Regions from separate parts of the Homo sapiens genome. Here region 2 is linked to region 1. A link is an interaction called in ENCODE POLR2A ChIA-PET data of the cell type or tissue named here. Cell type or tissue: PC-9. All regions are shown on one strand. Links, peaks and the distances in the headings refer to the core of each region. The heading gives the core; the rest is flanking DNA. Region 1 overlaps PPP3CA (protein phosphatase 3 catalytic subunit alpha). Region 2 overlaps PPP3CA (protein phosphatase 3 catalytic subunit alpha).

What was found. Peaks named below come from ENCODE experiments on the same cell type or tissue, not always from the same donor. Only the 100,000 strongest peaks of a DNase experiment are listed, where the experiment ranks them.
Region 2: POLR2A ChIA-PET joins it to region 1 with 8 read pairs; 2 of 35 experiments call an interaction of 5 or more read pairs at or near these places.

The regions. Positions count from the first base shown.
Region 1 is chr4:101,258,033-101,269,528 of GRCh38, forward strand. The region is part of intron 1 of PPP3CA (protein phosphatase 3 catalytic subunit alpha); the gene reads right to left. Among named protein-coding and RNA genes, the nearest start is that of MIR8066, 23 kb to the left of the region's middle. In PC-9, for the core only: no CTCF peak of the experiment used is centred there; a DNase peak (open chromatin) is centred at 7,959; H3K27ac peaks cover 990 bases.
Region 2 is chr4:101,178,086-101,189,581 of GRCh38, forward strand. All of the region lies in intron 2 of PPP3CA (protein phosphatase 3 catalytic subunit alpha), which reads right to left. Among named protein-coding and RNA genes, the nearest start is that of MIR8066, 57 kb to the right of the region's middle. In PC-9, for the core only: no CTCF peak of the experiment used is centred there; a DNase peak (open chromatin) is centred at 5,766.

The DNA.
Region 1 (11,496 bases), core at 1,660-9,659:
ACAAATATATACATAAATGATTCTCAAAATAAAGCACAATTCCAGTAGTAGTAAAGCATCCAAAACAATACACAACCAGTTATCAAAAAAGTCTTGACTTTAATCAAGAACACTAAATCTGAAGTATAAATACAAAATTATCATAAACTTATTGATGGTCAAAACTATAGAATACAGAAGTTAAGGAAAACATCACGAAGAAAGTGGACATTGTAGAGGATTCTTAAGGAACTATCCAAATGGATTACCACTGAGGTAAGAAACTATGGTCTAGATCCCTCAAGGTCAACTTGCCCAAATTTTCTGATGAGCCAATGAACCACTAGCAAGCAAAAGGAAAGAGAAGGGCTGGACAAGAGGCAGCTGCACTGTCCACACCTGAGTCTTCTTCTTGGACAAGAAGATAACCTATATGTTCCCTCAAATCTCTCAATGTTTTAGACACTAACTTTCCAACTGGAAACAGTAAATACTATCTAAATTAGAGTTAGCTAATCAATGATCTCTGCTTTGATAAGAAATGTGTGACTTTAACACAAAACCATAATCCTCCTGAGGAATTTTTCATTCCTTTGAATTTTTTTCTCTTTCTTGTTTACCTACTACTGAGCTAAACTACTCCTTTACCACCACCCATTTCCTGGTCCTCATCTCTTTACCTGAAGAGCTTGAGACTTCCTTTGCTAAAACTCAGAAAGAAAGGAGAAATGGTAAGCCTGGCTCTTCTCTCAAGCTTGACAATGAAGTCCAGTTTCCTTTCCCAAAAGAAATTAAACATCTGTGAAATCAAATGTCTTTTAGGAGAAACCAGACAAGTGAACTGTTGAAGCCCAACAAACCACACTCCAAATCAGGATTTCCACCCAGGTCTTCCTGCTACTAAAGGGAGCATCTAACATTTGCCCAGAGTCAGAAGACCTGGTTTCTGCTTCTGAGTTGTCAGCTGACTCCATCTGGAGAGCAGATGACACCTCTTCAGCTCTGCTCTGGGTTTCTCCATCTACCAAAAACAAGAACCAGAGGTGTTCTTCAGTTTATATTTAAATACTTTTATTGCTGCAAGCACTTCCTTCTCTTGACTCTGAGGAAAGTCACACTACAAGTACTTTCCTCCTCTATCATCATTCCTCTCCAGCCACCCCCCACATACCAACGGTTTCCTCTCATGTGTCCTTGAGATAAATTCAATTGTGATAACTAGTCAGAACATGGGTCATGAACCCAGCGGATAGGAATCTTACTGCTAAACACGTTTGTTTTCAATTTCATGGTTTTCTTCCTCCTTTCCCAGTTGACAGGAAGGCAATCATTCATTCATTCAGCAAGCAAGCAAGCATCCACAATGAGCCTGGATGCCACATGGACCACGATCACCAAGGAGATCGATAAATCCCAGTAAGTTCAGTTGCCCTCCACTCCACAGACCAGTCCCCACAGTGGGCACCATTTCCTTACAGGTCAAAACTTTGTTCTTTTTTGTACCAGATAATTTATTTTCTGGAGCTAAAAGTAATATTTCTAAGTGCTAGCTTAAAAAATGTGTTTCTGGCATGACGTAAAAGTAACCTGGTCAGGATTATAAAGTACATCATTATAAGCCAGATTTATTTATAGTGTCACATTGAAATCATTATGTTCAGGAAAATTTACAAATTCTGAAAGTTGTTTTAGATTCCTTGGACTAAAATACACACACACACCATCCTAAAGGATGTTGACTTTCCATCAGAACAGAAGATCTGGACTGGCAAATTAAAATAAGTTGTCAATCTTCTGCCACACGCTCTCTTCTCTTACACTGGTATATTGTGAATATGCTCCCACTTTATCAGCTTCATGCCCCTAAAATCTGTGCAAGCCACACAACCTGTTTCCAAAGTATATGTTTAAATAAAGTGCTAAGAGCTGTCAAGGCACGAACATAAGAAAGTTCCTGACCAATGTTAATAGTAATTACTCCTTCCTTTCAAGGCAGAAACTGCTGTCTTCAGCCTCATCCAATTTTAGCAAGGTGACCAGTTTAGAAAGCATTATTGTAAAATGCAGTTTTACTGATTCCAGTTTCTCTTAATGACTCATCTTCAGCTGCACAGGCTTCTGAATACGGGGCAAATCGTATCAACGACAAAGGTGCAAACTGCTATTCTAATAAAGATCTTGGCATCACAGGATTTCATACTGTCTGTAATTTAAATCTTACCTTAGATTTTCAGAGATGGAAAAGAAATGGTGTGTTTGTATGTGTGTGTCTGTATACGTGCAGTATCAGAAATATAATAACTTTAAAACTTTCTTAACATGCTGGCTTCCTTTCTGGTCTTACAGAACACTTCGTAATCAAAACAAAACAAAAATATTGGAAGTCTAGCACAAAATTTAAATGACCTGATAAAATCATTCCTTAAAATAGCACATCTGATTTCCCAGAAAATCTTTTACTTCCTAGCACCATTCTAGTCCATATGGAAATACCCAAGATCTCTATGGAATGACAATAGGTCATCTAAATAAGCCTTTATATTAAATGATCCTTCATCAAAAAATGCAAACTCTGTTTCAGCCCTGATGAGCCAAATTATTAACTAAACGATGAATGCCAGCAGCATATTGTAACTTTCCCTCTCTCTCTAAAATGTAAGTCCAAACTATCTTCTGCCCCTGAAAAAGCAACCTTCGTTCATCAAAAGTAATTCATTCTATAAACTGCCCTCTGACAATCTCACAATGATTTCTCAGTCATTATCATCAGGTAAATTATCCACATAAAAGGTATTAATTTATCTTTCTAATTAACATTGTCACCTACTTTCTGGTTACTTCTATCTGGAGTAAGCTAGAAGGAAGTTCCACTAAAGTAAATCACTTAATTACTTCCACTGTCCCAGGGAATAAATGAGTTCTTAAAAGAAAGGATACAAAAGAAAAGGGGTTAGAGGTATCATTTTCACAGAGAAAGCACAAGCCAATGGCAAAAGAACAAATGATTTTTTGACAAGATCTTCCACAAGCAAGGTAACATCATCACTAACTTCTGTTGAGCATTTACTATATAGCAGTCTCTAGCTAAACACTTTATGTGTATTGCTTTACTTAATTTCCATAAAACTGCATCAGGTAGGTACCATTCATATCTCCTAGAAATAAGGAGCTGAGGTCTGGCTAACTAAATCATTTGACCAAGATTAAAACAAATGGTGGAGATGAGACTCTTACAGCATATCAGAGGTAAACTCCTTCAAGAATTGTAATAGAAGTATAGTCAGTTTTCAATCACAGTATTGAAAGTATGGTATTGTAGAAAATACCATAAAAGAAGGCAACATATCTAGCACTGAGCACTCCAGACTCAAATCCTTAAATCTGGAGCAAAAATATAAATTTCTTTACTCTTTAGTATTTGTAACAAGATATTCTGTCTACCATAATGTAACATTATTGCTGCATAATATTTACAACTTCCAGATTTTTAAAAGACATTTTCCAAACATCTGCATTTCTTCCAAAGCATTTGCAAACACCACAGTTAACTCTTTTCAGCAAATCAGTCTGAAAAAAAATAAGCATTGTCCTTTATAAGTGACTAATGTAGTATAATTATTTTCACTTTAAAAAATAGAACTTCACTTTCTTCAAAAGTATCAGTGATCTCATTGCAAAGCATTACCAGAAATTTACATATAAGTTTAGAAATATCTAATTAACTGTGAGCTCTGCAAATTCCCAAATCAACTATAAAATCATCATGAGTTTTCTCACACATTCTTCTGAAGAACTCATTTCTAAAAAAACTTACAGTCAATGTGTGTTTTAACTTCCCCTCTCCCCCCACCCAAAAAAAAAGCTATCAAAAGAAATAATCAAGCATTAATGATTATTCTTCCCAGAATTATTTAAGGTAATCTATTCTAACTACTCATATTTTTCTGTAGGATTAAAGTATGAAATATTCAGAGAGCTTATTAACCTTCCTATACAATAACAAAAAAAATACATTCAATGATTTTTCTAAGAATTATTCAATGAATTAAAAACTGACCAGGAACTAAGGTAAATACAAAGACCGATTTTTACCTCAGCAGTTTTTATATTACATTTATTTTTTTCTTTAGCAAAAAAAGAAGTATCCACCAAGTCCCCCCTCATTTTACTAATAATCACTCTGCAAATAGGCAGTCAAAGGCAGTGTTATCTATACTTTACAGAAGCACTTTAAGTGAAATTAATAACAAGAGTATATACAAACCCCTCCAGTCTTCTCCCTCATCCAAGATTGAAATATTTCTGGTCTGGTAATGTCTTAATTCATATCGTTAAGGCACATTCCAATTAAAACAACCCAAATATAAGTATATATAATTATTTACATTATTGAAATCTTTAATTTGTATTTATTTTTTGTCTGGGTTTCCTTTTTATGTTGGGAAAAGAATACTTAGCAACAAGTGGATGCTTATGTTCTCTTAAACTAGTAATAAAAATAAAATGGCACTTCATATTGTAAAGGCTAGAGGGAACCTTAGGAAGTGGCTAGTTTGAGCTTCTCATTTTGCAGAGAAGAAAATGAGATAGAGGCAGGTAAGTAAGGTGCTCAAACACATGAAGTTAGGTGGACTCTAAACCTCTCAGACTATGATGCAGGTCTCCTGACTCTCATGGTTTTGTTCTCCTGGAATATGGCATACTCCATAACTTTCAACTGTATGTGTGCCTTCTAGGAATAATCAGAAAAATGTGTGTCAAGCTTATGTGAGCTCTAACTATCCACCTGACCACCTTACTCCCATAGTTAGTGGGCTGGCTACTTTGCTAAGAAGAAAATTTGTATTAAGCTTTACACACATGGTTAACCCTGTGGCCCTTGTAGGCTCTCTGTCAGGGGAAGGGACAGAAAAACAAAGGAAGGAGGAAGGTGCAGAAGAGCACTCAACTGGAGAGAAACAACACTGAAAATATACCAATAGAATCCACAGCAGCTATAAAGAGAATGAGCTTATGATGCACAATGCAGTGCATACTGTGTGTACATGGTTGGGAAGATAAAATTAAGCTGAACACTTGAATCCCCTATCCTTGAGAGATATTTTTCATTTTCTTTAGCTTTCAATCTTATCAAGAAAAAATTCAGGACAAATACATGTCACTAGGCAGCAGTAGCTATTGCAGAGTATGTGGGAATATGTCATCTTTGCTCCGCCTCAGAAAATCTTAGACTGACTAGTCCAGTGACCCTTTAACTCTGGTTGGACAGTCCAATTGTCTGAAGAGTTTACACAAAAAACTACTGCTTAGACCCCATTCCAGATAAATTAAATCAGAATTTCTAAGAGTGGGGTCTAGGCATCAGTGCCATTCTTGTCCCTGTTACTGTAAAAGATGTGGTGTATCTCATTCAATCTTATAATCAACAAACAAATGTTTTTGTTAATACTTCCTTCACAGAGGGCAATAAGGCTCACAAGAAAAGACAGACAAGGTGTGTTCCTTACTGTCAATTAAGGTAACTTTCTAAAATTCTAAATTGTTTTCCACTGTCAACTTTACATTTCCATTTTGATATCTAGTGTTTTTTTTTTAATGTTTACCATGATTAATGGGAAAATGCAACACCCTGCCCTGCCCCCACCCATATGCACACACAAAGACCAGAGTGCCGTGCTGACCACTAGAAGCATCTCTCCAGACTGACAGGGGTCTATTGATTAAATTGTCAGTTCTTTTGTTCAGACAGGAAAAAAAAATCCACTTAACCACATTATCATCTAACCCATATTAGCTTTATTTTATATTGTTTCTACTAAGGTACCATTCAAGGGTTTTATATAAATGGAATAGAAATCTATATATACTATGCAAATTATCTTCTCCTGATCACTCTTCTCACTTTACCAGGTTAGAAATTCATGTCAGTTAGGTTGACAGAGAAGATGGTAAAAAGGGTGCCTTAACTCCGTAATAATTACTGGGAAGAGTCTCCATCCAAAACCATCTTTTCACAAGATTAGCTTAGTACACTGATTCTCACAGTACTTAAATTAGCAATTTGACCCCAATATCGAAGTCTATGTCTAGATTTCAAAATAGACATAAAAAGTAATATGTCTTCACATAAAGTTCTTCATTTACATCAAATAAATGAAATAAGGCATGAATCATTTTCATATCTTTTTCCCCCATGTCTTTTTCCCCCAAGGCAGGAACTGTTTCTGTTGTCTGTCCTTCCTTTTTATTTATTTTTTATGACCCAGCACTTTATTAGTAAATGAGAAGTCACTGTAGCTCACAGTTGCATTTGAATTTTTTGACTTTTTAATTTTAATAGGAATTGAGTCTTTTTTTAATCTTTAGTTTAATATGAAAACTGAAATGACTTCTAAGGCATACGAAGGCAGGAAAAATCAGCACCTTAAGACAGGGCAAGAAAAAGAAAGTTAACAAAAAGAAAAAATTAAAATAAAAGAAGGAAGGAAAAACATTTCCTTTGAAAACATTCTTCATGAATCAGTTTTTTGAGACCAGCAAGCAATTACTATTTAACATACAGAAAAATGCAAAATGTACAAATGCACATAAAATTCAGTTTGTTGTGCAGATCTTTGTCCCTCAGTCTCAGTGTAAATCCAGATTCTAAAAGCCCAGTTGCACAGTGACCTTCAATTTCTCACAATGGTTTATTAAGTTCAAATAATCACTAAGCAAATATCTCATTTAATCATTCAAGAAAAGACAACAAACTCAAATGCCTATAGGAGCCAGGGGAGGCAAAGTAAACATAGCATGTATGAGGGAAGACAGGATAGAGGAGGCAAGGTAGAGTTCTGGTGATATATGCCCTTATTAAAGGAGGTAGCAGGGAAAAGTCAGATTTTATCTTCTGAATCCCCTATGATGGAAACTAATACAAACTGTTTAAATCTCTTTTAGGCCAAACAATTCTCTCTGAGGGGGAAGTAGCCTTCAGCTCTGGTCTAGACGATTAAAAGAAAAACAATTCAGGAGAGAAACCAAAAATTTATATTACCACTATATCCATAAGAATTTGGCTGAATTTTGTTGTATTGTAGGTTATAATTTGTTAGCCATATGAAATAATGCAATAGAGCCTGTTTTCCAGAGTCTCCCTCTGTCACCCAGGCTGCAGTAGTGGTGCAAACAGGGCTCACTGCAGCCTTGACCTCCTGGGCTTAAGCGATCCTCCTGCCTCAGCCTCCTGAGTAGCTGGGAGCCAGCTACTCTTTTATTTATTTTTTTTATTTATTTGTAGAGACAGGGTCTTGCTCTGTTGCCCAGGCCAGTCTGAAACTCCTGGGCTCAAGTAATCTTTCCACCTCAGCCTCCCAAACTGCTGGGATTACAGGTGTGTGCCATAGCACCCAGCCCATGTCTGCTTTCTTCAAGATATTTAATCATGAGTTTTTCTTAGTAAATTGACCTGAATCCCAAAGAATAGAAAGATTATCACAAACAGAGAAGATAGGCATAAAGAAGACCAAACCACTTTTAATGAATGGTGATTCAAGGAAAGGATAACTAAACATGAATCACTTGGAAACATGAATAAATACAAACAGTGAGTTTTTGTTCATTCACTTCTCTGCTTGTGTCAGCATTTTGAAGGAGAAGATGAATGAAAGGTAAGGAGTGGCTAAATTCCAAAGTCAAATGATAACCCAAATAAAAACCACACAAGATAAACAACAGATATACAAACACTGCTTCAAAACAAACATAACTCATTTACCCTGATCCCAAAATAACAAAATTAAACCATCTAAGAAACTCCACTGGTCATTCACTTACAAAGTAGAGAAAGACCTGGTCATGTAATAGAGGGGAATAAACATAGAAAGCAACATAAACGTCTTTAAGATAATGCAGCTCACATGCTCTACCTAGAAAAAAAAAGTGTTTCTTTAATGTATTTGTGATAGCATACAGAGGGATTATGGAATTTACATGTTACTGCCTGTGGATGAATCACCTTTATATATAGAACTACCTTTACATACACAAAGAGGAAGTAAAATAATTTATACCTCAACAGGTTTATTTACTTTCTTACCAAGTGACTTAGATATAATAATAATTAATAATTCCAGACTGTTTTCACTATTTCTTACCTCACCTATTTCCTCTACTTTTCATGAAAACTCTGTATTTTCTTACATCAGTTCCCATATTCTTATTCTTTTAACTCTGTCAAAATATGTAAAGCCAGTAAATTACTAACAGAAGAAAATAAAGAGAATAAAAGTTGCATACAGCTCTATACATTTACTATTTATATCTTACATCATAAGTATTTACATCATAGGTACAAAAAATAAATAGGATTATTAAGTGAATGCATTTTTCAATCAAGTTATTAAATTTAGATATGGCCCTAGCTATGTTTACTACTAAATTATAAGAATGGTTACTACTACATTATAAAAATCAGTTACAGTATTATATAGCGTGATTAATCTTTCTCATTTAAAATCACAGTGTTATTCAGTCTATATCAACTGTCCATTAAAAACAAAATTAAAAACCTATAATTAAAGATGGCCTAATGAAATCTCAAGGAAATATCAAGGTTGGGATAAACATGAAGAAATTTCTTTACATTGACAGACTCAGAGATGACTGGATGAGAAACAAGAGTACAGTCCATACTAGACCAGTCCATACAGGTCTAGCAATTGAACCTGAGTTCAACTAGTGAAAGTGAAATTTAAAATTAGGGGCTATGTGTAGCAAACACAAACACATTCACTAAAGAAAATTAAGAGAACAGTATCTTTCCAGTAGTATCTCTGGGTATAAAAGGAGAAAGTAAGTAGCAATTGCTCAATCATTATTGATTACTGATACTGTCCTCTCTCATATAGAGAATGTGACCAACTATTTTCTTCATTTAAGCCAAATTCTGTAGGAGCATGAGACAGACGAACACCCCTAGCTGTCCTTTTCAGAATACCATGCCTAGCTGTCTTTTTCAGACCACTGATAGGGCCATGGTGTGAAGTCAGACCTTATTACCAATCTGCCTCTGCCCTGGGGCGTCCTCAGTTAACTAGGAATGAAATAATATGTATACACAGATTTCCACAACCTCAAACTGAGTAGGAGGACTCTAGATAATGGAACTTAATTACTTCAGTGTTAGAAAAAAGTATATTAGTGGATAATCCATGTACTGTGCAGAATATGCATTAAATATAGAATTAATGGCTCATCTAAAAGTTGAATAAAATTCAATTTCCACAGAATCAAAGGTTTTCACAAGCCAATGTAACACATAATAGGTATGAATTATCCATAAATGTGAATAAAGATTTCTTTCCAACCAATATTTCTCAGGGCCTATGATACGCTAGGAATTGTGTTATATACTTGGGATTACAATGTCCTTGTAGTTCAGGTACTCATTATTTAGTGTGAAAGACAACCAAGTAATCAAATAATTACAGTACAGAAACTGTGCTACGACTCCTGCTTTTGAGGGCTATAAGCATAAAGTTTAATAATGGAAGTGCATGAAGCCCGTACTATACTGAGATGGGAGGCAGGAGGGGATAAGCGGATCTGAGGAATGGCCTCTAAAGGAGATGACACCTAATCTGACAAAGAAGTGTAGGGAAATGTGTCCAGGCAGATTAATATTAACATACGCTATCTCTGGAAAATGCAATTTATACTAGTAACAAAAGTGAACTCCAGACTGACAAAATTACTAAAAATGTTCAATAAATTGAGTCCAAGATGAGATTTGTATTGTGCAAGAATTTATAACCATAGTTTATACACCAATATTTACTCCACTATTAATATTTATACTATCGATACTATTGTTAACTTGCATAAGAAGATGGTTTTTAAACTTTTAAAACCTTTTTAGTTGAAATAAATAATTTCCTCCTTTTCAGGGACTATATTTGATAGCCTGAGTTAAAATCAATATGCCTAACCAACATGATGAGACCTCGTCTCTACAAAAATATTAACAAGTTAGCCAAGCATGGTGGTATGTGCCTATAGTTCCAGCTACTTGGGAGGATGAAGCAGGAGGATTACTTGAGTCCAGAAGTTTAAGGTTGCAGTGAGCTATGATTGTGCCACTGAACTCCAGCCTGGGGAACATAGAGAGATCCACTCTCTAAAAAACATAAATAAGTAACAATAACAATAATAAAAATCAATATGAAGAAGAAAAATTGATAAATTCTCATTAATTTTCAACTAAAGCAAATGGAAAAGAGGTATTACTTCTTTTCTGCAAAAATACCTGCACCTAATCATCGGTGAGAGAAGTCTGAGAAAAGAAGGCAAAATTCTGTCACATCTCAGTGATTACATTCTTAAGCTGGTACACAGTAATTCGTAGGCCTTCAACAATTTCAGAGAATTCCAACCTCACAGTTTTTATGGTGCCATAGGACCACAATGCTGAAATCAACTTAAATACGTAAAACCATCTTCCTCTACAATAGTACCCTAAATATGTCTATACCACTATAAAAACCTGCAACTCGGACAGTCAACAATACATAGAGTAACACTGTATTTAACTGCTAATGAACTAAAGATAATAAAATTGCAACTTTATCTCACCTCTATACCTAAATAAACCTAAGGAAGATTCGCAGCCTATAACAATCCCTATAGCATATTATTTATACTTGCTGGAACACATTAGGCTTAATGTATTAGTCATATATACAAGTAACATATCTGAACCAAATGTCCAAGACTTCTGCGCACTCAAGATATCTTCCTTAAGATAATATGGGAAAAAAAAGTCAAAGGACAATATCACAATTTGATGTCTATGCTGTGTTCCTAAAACTGGTCTTGGTATTTGATTATTTTATTCTTTTTACTAAGTTGTCTCATGGGACGTCCTGCTAAATATCAGCTGCCCAAAGTTTATAAACTATTTGTTCAGCCCAGGAGAAAACTGCTATGAAAATTACAGAAGAGCAGATATAAAATTCATTTATCATGTCTAATTGTACCAACTTAGTCAGCATTTTTCATTTTTATTGTTATCTTTTAGCAATGTTGTTCCCTGTCTTCAAAAATTTGTCAAGAAGATTGAGATCCACTGCTGTAAGATTACACAGATGCCCTCCTCATCGTCTATGACAGGCTATAATAAATCTTGCCAGACTTAACTTTAACTACTCTTTATTTACGATTCAGACTATAATTCACCATATACCCTTATGGAAGAATCATCTTTCCAGAAGCCTAGCAACAATCATGCCACTATCCTCCTCAAAATATTCACTAAATCTTCATTAGCTCCACATTCACAAGTGAATTAAATGCAACTTTCTTAGTTCATCACACAAGGCTTTGAACACTATGGCCCCCAAACTACCTTTTTAAATCTAATTCTCTCTGACTTATATTCTAGAATACAGATAAATAATATTAAATTGTTATACCCATCCATGAAAATGGGGATAGAATTCGATTTGGTTTTGTCTTCTTATCATGCACAGAAAAGAA
Region 2 (11,496 bases), core at 1,920-9,919, 80 kb before region 1:
TAAAGTAGAAATTATTTCAATCACTTGCACAGAAGTTTAAATGAGGAGCATGTTAGGTAACTTGTGGGCAGGATTAGAGCCTATGTCTGTTTTATTCTAAAGCCAATGATCTTCTCACTAGGTGGCAAAGCATTACCCTTAAAACATGCCCATTACACATAAAATGCAGTTGTTATGTGAAAGAATCTAGAACACAAGCATGAATCCATGTTTCAGTTTTACTTTATATGCAAATATTCAGATTTTATTTGTCAGTAGCATGATGAATACTTAACAGTTTTAGCATTAGGCCTTGATTAATTAAGCAAAAAATCAAAATCTGCTCCAAAAAAGACTTACCTTTACATCTGAAATTTTTATTTAAAATCATGGTCATACTGCCCCTGAAAATAATGTATTCTATCTAACAAATATAGTCACACTGTCTCCCATTGACCTCTACTGGACAGACTTTTGGTACTGTGCTCCCAGAGTCCTTTGACCAATCAGGATACATATTTTGCTAAAACCCTTCCTCTCTTTGCCTTTACCATTCTAAATTGCATAATTATCCAGAGTAAGTCAACTCCGAAACCTCTAAAGGTCTATCCTCAAAAAGGCCATGTCTATTCCCATCATAATTTTACCACTGGTCCCTTTCTAGAAATAAGCATTTACATTTGTCATGACACCTAGACATCACTAAATCTAACATAAAACCCTCAAGTTGGTAAGTGTTCTTCACACAGCCCTCATATTAATGGAAGTGTTACTATTGCCCCTCTTGTCCTAATTCCTCAGATTCAATCCAACCACACATAAACCACCTCTGACAAATCCTTTCCTCATCTTCAAAACTAGCATTCCCTGGTCACTCTTAGTCAGCAGATAATTATTTCTATGACCCCTGGCTAACTCTCAATGATTCTTATTTTGTCTGTGGAACCTAAGTCTATTGGTCAAATCAACTGTTTCTTGTTATCACCAATCTTACAAATCCCTTCATCATATTTGACTCCCCACAATTTTCTTCTCTTTCTTGAACTATCTCTCGAACGATCACCCACTCCCCCTCCATTTCATCTCACTCTCATCGTAGAAAACAAAAGAGGTGTCCAGGTCATCACAAGTCCTCATGTAAGTGTAATATTGGTTCCTAGAGTGGTTCCTAGAGTGCTAGTTAAAGAAAATAGCTACAGAACTGAGCCTAGATTTCATCTACACTACTTTTAGGGAGAGGTTTGCCACCCTTTGGATACCATCCCAAGGAAATTATTACCTTGCTGAAAAAGTTAACTGAAAAACAGTGGGTTATCTACCCACTGCTGAAGCAATTCACTTTGTCCCTGGACACCACCACCACTGGTCTCAATTTGGTGATTCATCAAATTAATAGAAACTCAGCATGCTGTCTTCCATAACTGCATCATCCTAGACATGATCCTGGCTGCAGAAGGGGGACTTGTGTAATGGTTGGAAGCCATGCTGTCTCTTTGTCCCCAGCAATCTATCTGATGTTTAAAGAGGTGAAACAAGTAATTTGTCTCATCACTGCCATCAAGGTGACACCAGTGACTTCATGCTAAGAGCAACTGGACAATACTGAATGAATATGCTTCGTGCAGTACTTATTTCAGGGTAAATACTTAATAAATACAAATTCTAAAAATATTTTAAAATATTTGAATCAAGATAATTTGTCAATCTTAATGCCTATTCTTCCATGTCTAGAAGAAATGTTTTCTTACAATTTTTCACATCTAACTGACCCACTCCACCATCACTGTCCTAAATTTCTAATGTTTTACTGTATTAATTTCTGAAGAATCACTCAGGTCTACATTCAAATACAAACATACTCAAAACCTACATGTAAAATATTATTTATATGAAGTCACCTCCATACTGTTAGTGCAGATAGTTATAATCTGCACTTGTAGTACATCATTCTGTAGTCACCCAAAAATGATAGGACCATGATTAATGCACCCAAAGTTATATGTGCAAGTTGGCCAACATTAAGAACATGTGGTCACATCTAGCAGAGATGAGCAGAGGTGGAAACTGGGGACCTTCGAGGCATAGTACTAGGAAAACCTAATATCCCTGTTTATCTGGAACAGTCCTGGATTAAATGTGCTGTGGTAGTATAATTAGTAACAGCTTCCCTGTTTACTTTCAAAAGTGTACCAGTTTGAAGGATAAATTGTAGTATCATCCAATTTGGCACCCATAATTAACAAGTGGGTTCTACTCATGATCTAAGAATTGGTAAAAAGCTAAAACATAGCTATGGGTCACTAGGGAGCTAGCAAAAATCATAACTGAGACAAAAAAGGACAGACTGTGAAAATAAAACCACTCTCCTTGCAGGCCATTTTTAAAAGGCCTGCATGTGAATCCACATTTAACCTACTGCCTGTGGACATCTGACAGTTAAGTTGTATTTCCTATTATTTATAATTGTATGCCTTAAATTTATTCTGGAAGTTGACCTTCCCTGATAATTACTGAAATTTCTTATTTTGAATCAATAATTAGCATTATATCTTACTACAGTAACCCTGGTAATAGAGAATTCACCAACAATATTCTCATACTGGGAATTTGAGAGCTACCCATAACCTAAACTAATGGTAAATTAGGTTTACGGGTCATGATGATGTTAGGGTAATAAATACTGCTTTGGCCAGGCGCAGTGGCTCACACCTGTAATCCCAGCACTTTGGGGGGCCAAGGAGGGAGGAACACTTGTGGCCAGGAGTTCAAGACCATCCTAGGCAACATAGTGAGTCTCTACAAAAAAATAAAATTTAGCAGGGCATGGTGGTGTGCACCTCATTAGCACACTATATTACTACATAATAGTCCCAGCTACTTAGGAAGTTGATATGGGAGGGTCGCTTTAGCCCAGGAGTTCAGGGTTACCGTGAGCTATGATTGCACCACTACATTCCAGGTGAGTGACAAAGCAAGACCCTGTCTCTAAAAATAATAAAATAAAATAAAATAGAATAAGTGTTGCTTTGATAATTTTTTAAAAATATTTAAGAATGTTAAAATAATATTGGTAAGTACTTTTTTCCCCTTTACTAGCTTTTCATGAGAATTTTTTCAAATTGGTAGACCATCACAAGTTTATGATCACCATATTAAAATTAAAAAAATAACATACTAAGTATCTCGACTTTCACAGACTTTTACTGGGTATATTATGGGCATTTATAAATATGTTGATGGCTACTAAGTAGAAGGAATTTAACATCAGAAAAGATATCAAATACTCAATACTCTAAAAACCTGAGGATCCTTTTTAAAACAAGGTCTACAAAGGTAACATAACAAAGCTCAAATAAAATAATATATTTCAAAGAAATGAAATTTACATAACTTAGAATATAAAGGGAAAACAAAAGTGTTTTAAAATTTATTTTAGTAAAAATAAAGTGGAGGTTCCTCTGTTATGCGAATAGTTTTGTCAATTTTTAACTTTCCTCAAATAAGTATAATCTGGAATCTAAAAGCAGGATTTGATAAAAATACACAGAAAAGCCCACTATACTTTGCAGCCAGACCACTCAAAAATCACATTTGACATAAAAAAGAAACACATTACAATGAAAGGATTATACAAAATAAAGTATCTTACAATTCTATGATTATATGAATGTTTAGCAATATGAATTTGCCATGAGAGGCACACAAATGAGTTGTCACATCTTTAGATAAGAAATTATGAGGAGACTTACATATAGGGTGAGACAGGCTAAACAGCACAATTAGGGATGTTATAAATTATAACCATGAGCACTAGGAAGCCTATCGAAATCAAAATAAGAGTTGACAATAATTTGATTGTAAAGTGATTTGTATGGAATAAAAAGGTAAGATTTTGAACAATTTCATATGTGATTATTTACTCTTAAGTTGTCATACTGGGCTATACTGTGCTTTTCTCTATTTCTAGGACAATAAAACCAGGAAAAATTGGAAAGCAGCCTTAATTTTTCTTTAAAAAAATAATTGCATAAAAGTATCTCTAAGACCTATCAACTTTTAAGGTGATAGACTGAGATTCAATTAACATTTTATTGGTATTAAACAAAATCAAATTGAATGAAACAATCATTAAGTACCTAATACAGACAGGCATTGGGACAGATGTTAAGATTGCTTTCAAGAAGTTTTAGATACAGTTATTTCCCTCAAGGAATTTTCAGGATAGCTGGGAGAGAGAAGATACTACCTAATAAACATTAAATAAAACAGGCTTAAGTATTAAAATGCACTGGGAACTAGGGGAAGAGAAAGACCTTGCTATCTGAGGAGTCAAGAAAATCTTTCCAGAAGACGTAGGACCTGAGCCTGCTCTTGAGCATTGTACAGAGTTCACGATGGTGGGGAAAAACAAAACAAAACCACAACAACAAAACAGAAGGCATACCTCAGATAGATCAAATTACTCGGATGTATCTCAAGTTAGAGAAACAAAGACAATCAAGGTTCATTAAAAGAACAATATATTGGCTTCTCTCTGGAAAAGAACAGGGTTTGCGGCAGGGACTGATGGTAGCTATGGTAGGATACATAGGTAACAATCTGCAGGAAAGGCATTAACAAATCTAGATTTTGTGTTTGACATGGTTTAGCTGTATGCCCATCCAAATCTCATAGTGAATTCCGACGTGTTGTGGGAGGGACCAGGTGGGAGATAATTGAATCATGGCAGTAGGGCTTTCTCATGCTGGTCTCATGATAATGAGTTAAGTCTCACGAGATCTGATGGTTTTAAAAATGGGAGATTTCCTGCACAAGCTCTCTCTTTGCCTGCTGCCATCCATGTAAAATGTGACTTGCTCCTCCTTGCTTTCCACCACGATTGTGAGGCCTTCCCATCCATGTGGAACTGTAAGTCCATTAAACCTCTTTCTTTTGTAAATTGCCCAGTCTCTGGTATGTCTTTATTAGCAGCATGAAAACAAACTAATACAGTATTAGAATGCAGGTGAAAAAATTTATTAAAAAGACCCAGCTATAACAATAGCTTAAATGTGATAAAAGCTTATTTCTTTAGATATAAGCAATTTGAGGTAACATGGCTTGTACACAATGTTGGGACCCAGTGGCCCTTCTGTCTTGTTGCTCTGCCATACCTGACATATGACCTCTGTCCCATGGTTAGAATGGCATCTTCAGCTCCTGCCATCCTAAGAGTATTGGCAAGAAGGGGAAAGGGAAGCAAGGAAGACATTAAAATTTTTAGTTGCATGATCTGAAAGTAACACATGCTACTTTTCCTCATACCGCACTGACAAAAACTTAGTGACTCAGCCATATATAGTGATAGAGGAAACTAAGAAATTTAGTCTTCAGCTGAGTGGCCATGTGTACCACTTAGAAAGAATAGAAACTAGACGAATGAAGGTTGAGATAAAATAGTGTATGATCAACTCAATCCTACAGAATAGTGTGTTACAATGTCCTCTAATGAAAACTATCAAAATCCTTTGCCCTGTTTAACTCTATTTGATATCTCAAAATCAAAAATATTTGTGATTAAAAATATATGAAAGCAATTTTAGAAAAAAATTTTGATTCTCAAAGTTACATGCTATAAAATGGGCACTGTGTCACCATTATGAACAATGCATCTCATCCCTTTTCTTGATCCAAGTTTTTTTATTTGATGTTGTGTGAAAGACAGACTGGAAGCTGTTGACTTTCTCTATCAAGGCTATTGCACTGCTTTGCTTTTCCACATTCTTGCTTCAATAACTCATCGCTCAACCCTACCTGATTCATCATAAATTATGATACACTTACCCTATGAACCTTGTGCCACACTGCTTTGAGAATCACTACTATGAGGAATGGCTAGTTACAGAGGCTTTCTAACTGTAAGTAGCAAATAGTGCATACATTCTACAGGCCCAAGCTCACAATTATGGGAAGACAAAAGTAGCTAGGTCAGAAAAAAGAGAAGTGACTCCCATAGACTTCCACTGGTCTGTAATTTTATGTCCTTTGACTCAACAGGGAAATGGATCAAAGACACAGAGCTAACACCACAGGATCAACTGAAAGAGAAAGAAATAGGTAGAGAATGGAACCTGACTATGCTCGTTAGTTGTGATACAGGCAGTTAAAGCCACAGAAGAATCTAACAAGGTGATGCTTGTAAGTTGAAGGAAGAAACTATCCAGGTCCTGAGATGGTATACTGTGCTGATTGAGAGCTTGAGGCCCAGAATCAGTTCCCTGCACTTGATTCCTGCGGCTGCATTTACTAAGGCTCTTATTGCCAAGCTTCAGCTTCTTTATCTATAACTGTGCTAATATGGTAGCTACTAGCCACAAGTGGCAATTGAGCACATGAAATATAGTCAGACTGAAATGTGTCTTAAGTATAAAATAAACATCAGAAGTAAAAGACTTAGTAAAAAAAAGAGGGCAAAATATGTTATTAACAATTTTATATTGATTACATGTTGAAATGAAAATATTTTGGAAAGCTGAAGTTATGAAATACATTATTAAAAATAATTTCACCTGTTTCTTTTAAAATTTGTAAGTGTCTCTTAGAAAATTTAAAATTATACATGTAGCTCACACTATGTATCTACTAGACAGATTTCCTTCTCTAACTTTGGGAATAGCAACAGTACCTACACCTCACAAGATTGCTCAACAGAGCATATAAAACCTTTAGTATATTGTTAGGCATGTAGTAAAGGTCCAAAGAATGCTAATTACCATTCTTTAGCACTTGGAGTTAGAAGGGAAGGGCTAAACTAGGTGCTTTATTCCAGGGTGAGGCAAGGGCTTATGGCTGCACACTGCCGCATCAAGCAGGAATCAGTCACTGGGGGAGCTGCGGCAGTCCCACAGAAATGCAAGAAGGAGCAGGAGGCAAAAAATTGCAAGCTATATGCCTTAGTTAAGCCAAAAGGGAGGTCCAAAATGTCTTTTTAAATGGTAGTCAAATGCCATCATGAAATTTTACTTGGTCCTATGCTAAAGTCAGTTGTTTAAATTGTCTCCTTAGATAGCCCAAATATATAAAATAATTCAGCACTTGCATGCCAAAATTCTTCTAACTAGGAAAAAAAAAAAGTAAAATTTCAGACAAGATTTGCGAGGTAATAATATTTTGTTATTTTTATGTGTTATACAATAAATACTATTTGATGAGAATTTTGAAGAAAGAGGTGGAAGGAAGAAGAAGAAAATAATTCTGGGGTTCATCCTTCACTGGAGGACCAACAGGAACTGAGGTCTTATGTAAATTATCTGAATTTCATTGAGGGGCATTAGAAGGATTTCAAGATTGTTTTAAAATGATTCCAATATCTCTAACACAGTACTTGAAAGCAACTTCTAAAGCTAAACTTTTGAAACATGGTCATGTGGGGGAAGACAAAAGAAAATAAAAACTATGTATTCACTTTAAAAATATTAACTAGCTCTTCAAACATTCTAATTTTTACTTCACCTCACTAACTTCACTACCTGTAGCATGCCTTCTTTACAGGTTGCATGATGTTGAGGGAATAATTTGATGCTTATAAACATGGGTGTCAATTAGAAACCTGTTTCAAAGCATTAGTGGAGAATATTAGGAGAAATTCCTATTCAAGAGTATTTTAATCAATGGTTTATGGCCACCTTCCCTGCCTCATAAGACACTGGGCTCTGGAACCAGACTGCCTGGCCTTGAGTAATATTTTAATGGAAGGGTCATGGCCTTAGAACCAAGAACTCCAGGCTGTGGACAGCCTAAGTCTATGACCCTGGGCAAGCTCTGTAAGCCTTTCTATGTCTCAATCTTCTCATCTATTACATGGATATCCAAAGAACACCTATCTCCCAGAGTTACTGCTGAGTTCATTCATTGCTTAAAACAGAAGCTGAAATATTAGCTCCTATCTAAAAATGGTTTAAGTTTCTTTATAGTGTACAAAAGAATAAAGGCGTATTTGAGGCCAATCAATATTATATTGTTTTGACGCATGATCCTTTAACTTACAATTTCTTCATTTCCCCAACTGAAATGATATTTGCCTAGTGTTTTCTTATTAGCATGTTGAAACATACTAAGAAATTGTTATAAAGACAGCCTGAGCTTTCTAGAAACCCTAGAAAGCTTTGACAAAGAGGTATAGAACGAAATACCCCCAAATAGTTTAGGGTTGCCAATGAGAGGGAGAAAAACTCACTGAAAATCCCTGCAACATTTTTCTGATTTAAATGTCAGAAAGCAATCTAAAGTTGCATATTATTTGGGAAATGTAAAATCCAAATAATGTACACTTTGTTGGTAGTTCCATGAACTGTTAAAAAGTCAATTACCCAAACATGAAATGAAAATGTATTTACATCCAAATGATTCTCAATCATCAAATATAAAGAAATTATTACTTTGACATGGGACTCTTTAGCAAAGCCCACCCTTGCATATATTTGGCTATTTACTTCTAGTTTTCTAATATATAATAGCTCATATTTCCCATTTTTTATTTTTCATTTTCTTCTTTCTAATTGATATACTGATAGCGCAAAATATGTTCATGAAAACAAAATTTATTTTCTTTCGAATTAAAACTCATTTGGAATTTAGAAAAGGTAAGTAGGGGACAGCTGTGGTTAGGAGGAACTATCTGCACACTCTGTCACAGCACAGCCCTCTCAGTCTTTACTTACATCCACAAAAGGGGAACTGCAAGCTATATTATCCAAATTAATGGAGTTTTTATAAGGTGTCTATACTTCTAATCACCAAAAACCATACACTAGAATCAACAGTTGATGTAACAGATACATAACAACAATACCGGTCACAATAGTAACAGATACAGCAATAACAACAAAAATTTACTACTCATTGGGCATATCTGTGCTGTGGTTGCAGCGTTTCACTCTTTCTGAGTGACAGGCATGACACTAACACCACTGAATAGATAGAAAGCTGAGATTTAAAGAGGTGAATATCCTGCTGAGTGGTACAAAGGTAGAAAGTGGCAGACACAAAATGCTAATTTAGAGATTCACAATTTTAATGTGGACACCATGCTGGATAGGGAGAAAATAAAGTTACTGCTGCACTGTCATTAGGTGATACACCTCAGGTGACCTGCACAGCAGAGATTAAATCACACTTCCTATTATCACCTCTTCTTATTTCTGTCATTTTTTTTTTAAGATAAACTGACTGAACCAGAAGTTTGAAAATAAACTGAGAATTCTAAACAGGCTACAGAGGAGGAAAAAAGTCTGTAAGATGGCTCATTGCCACCACGTCCTTAATAAACTAAGCTAACCAGCCACAAATTATTTTCTAAGGAGCTAAAATCTTCTCATGTATTTTTAACATTTCCTCAATTCAGAGTCTCAAGTGGAATGGATATTTTATATCAATAATACAGGCAATTTAATGTCTAGCTTTCACCTACCTTTGATATATATTTAATAAATATTACCAGCTTATCTCATGAAGAAGGCAAAGCAGTGGTTGAGATTAAGCTAAGGTCCACCTTTGAAGGAGTTGGCCTTTAATGTTTAAAACATAAGAAAGAGAATTTCAAATGAATAATGTGTTTCATGCTTGATTATCTGAGAATCTCTTATTCGCCAAATGGTATCCAAATATCCACTCAAACTTTACCTTTTAAAATTAAATGAAAAATATGTAACTAGAATTTTAAAGAGGATAATGAATTTCTACAAATGTCTGTGAGCAAAGCTGAGTTCTGAAACTTGCAGCCTGATTATAATGCTTTGTAAGAAAGAATCAGATTATGCTTATTAACAAAGACCAAAGCAAACATGCATATTACTTCGAGAAAACGGAAAGGGAAACACAAACGATCCTTTGTTTGAAATGAAAACAAATGTCTGCATGTCATTTCAAAAATATTCTTCATAAGCAATATAGGATGTATGATTCTGAGAGCAATTAAAAGAACTAGGTGTATCAAATGCATACCACCAGATGGCATCTTAAATTAGATAGCACATTCAGAGATCGTGAGAGTTAATAACTGCATTTCTGGGAATCAGGTTCATGAATTCCAAGTATATCTTTTCGTATTAAAATATCTGACACAAATCATAAAATCCAGAGAAAACTAACAATAATACTATCTTGAATATGACAAAAATATATGAATCTGAAAAGAAAAGCAGTGAAATAAAATGGTGATCTTGACATCTATTTATATGAAGATAAATAAGTCATTAAAAATAGAGGCACAAGGCAAAAGAAAACTTGGTTAATCATTTGAGGCTTCCCTTATTTCTATCTAAAATTTTTCTTCCTACTACTCTTCATATTAAAATACAATGTTGTTTCATAAAAATTTCTGAAAAACACTTGATTATCTCATGGATAAGATTTTTTTTCTGTCATTGTATAATCAGTATAATCCTACTTTTTCAAAATACATTTTGCTATAAATATTATTTTCATATGATGAACGCGATCTAAAAATGTAACTTCTTAAGACTTTGTTATCTCTTTTAGATATGGATTTACATATATGTATATAGTTTGCTACATAGACCTTTTAGGGTTTAATATGAGGAAAAGAACATTGGGCTCTTTTGAAGGCTTTTCCCTACCTCCTCAACAGACTGACTTAGGTATCAAACCATTCCACAGACTTTCATGTTACTTCATAAGGCAATGCTCAGTGATGCTGCTGGCAAGGCAGACAAAATACAGGAGAAGAATAGCTATCTGACCTCCAGGTCAAACACAAAGCCAGGACTGAACTGCCTGAAGGCCTTCTCTCAGGTAATATATTTTCCATTAGCAAGGTGTGGACCTAAAAGCATTTAGTTTATATTTTTAATAATATTACACTTTATATACCAAGACAGTAACTTTACAAAATAGTAAACTAGCTGCATGAAAAATTTATATTCTTTTTATTTTATAAATCCACTAAACCACAGATTCTTCTGTAAGAAACAACTTCCAAACAGACTTGGGTGTTCGTCAACTATCTCATGTGTCTGTGTCCAAAACGCTCCACTAAGAAGACAGAAATCAATAAAATCAACAAACTCAGGAAAACAGAACAGACTAAAAAGATAACTGCTATGTAAATGGTTACACTAACACAAAGAAACACACACATATATAAACACATACTCTAGAGGTTTTCGTATATTTCCATTATATTATTATCATAATTTACTATGTACAAATCAGCCGTGCAGTTATACTAAAATTATTTTTAAATAGAATAATATCCACAAAACCATAATGCATGTTTATGTCCTCAGATGTTCAACATTTAGTAGGATAACAGTATGAAACAAAAATATTATTCAGGACAATACAGTTAATGTCATGTTACATATGGTTACTTCCAGATTTAATGACTTCATAAACCTGTAACATTAACCTCCACCCCCAAATAAAACAGAAATAGACATAGTTGAACTGCTTGGGATTTAATCCCAATTCTGGCACTTCGTAGCTGGGTAACCATAGTAAGATAGACAATTTCACTGA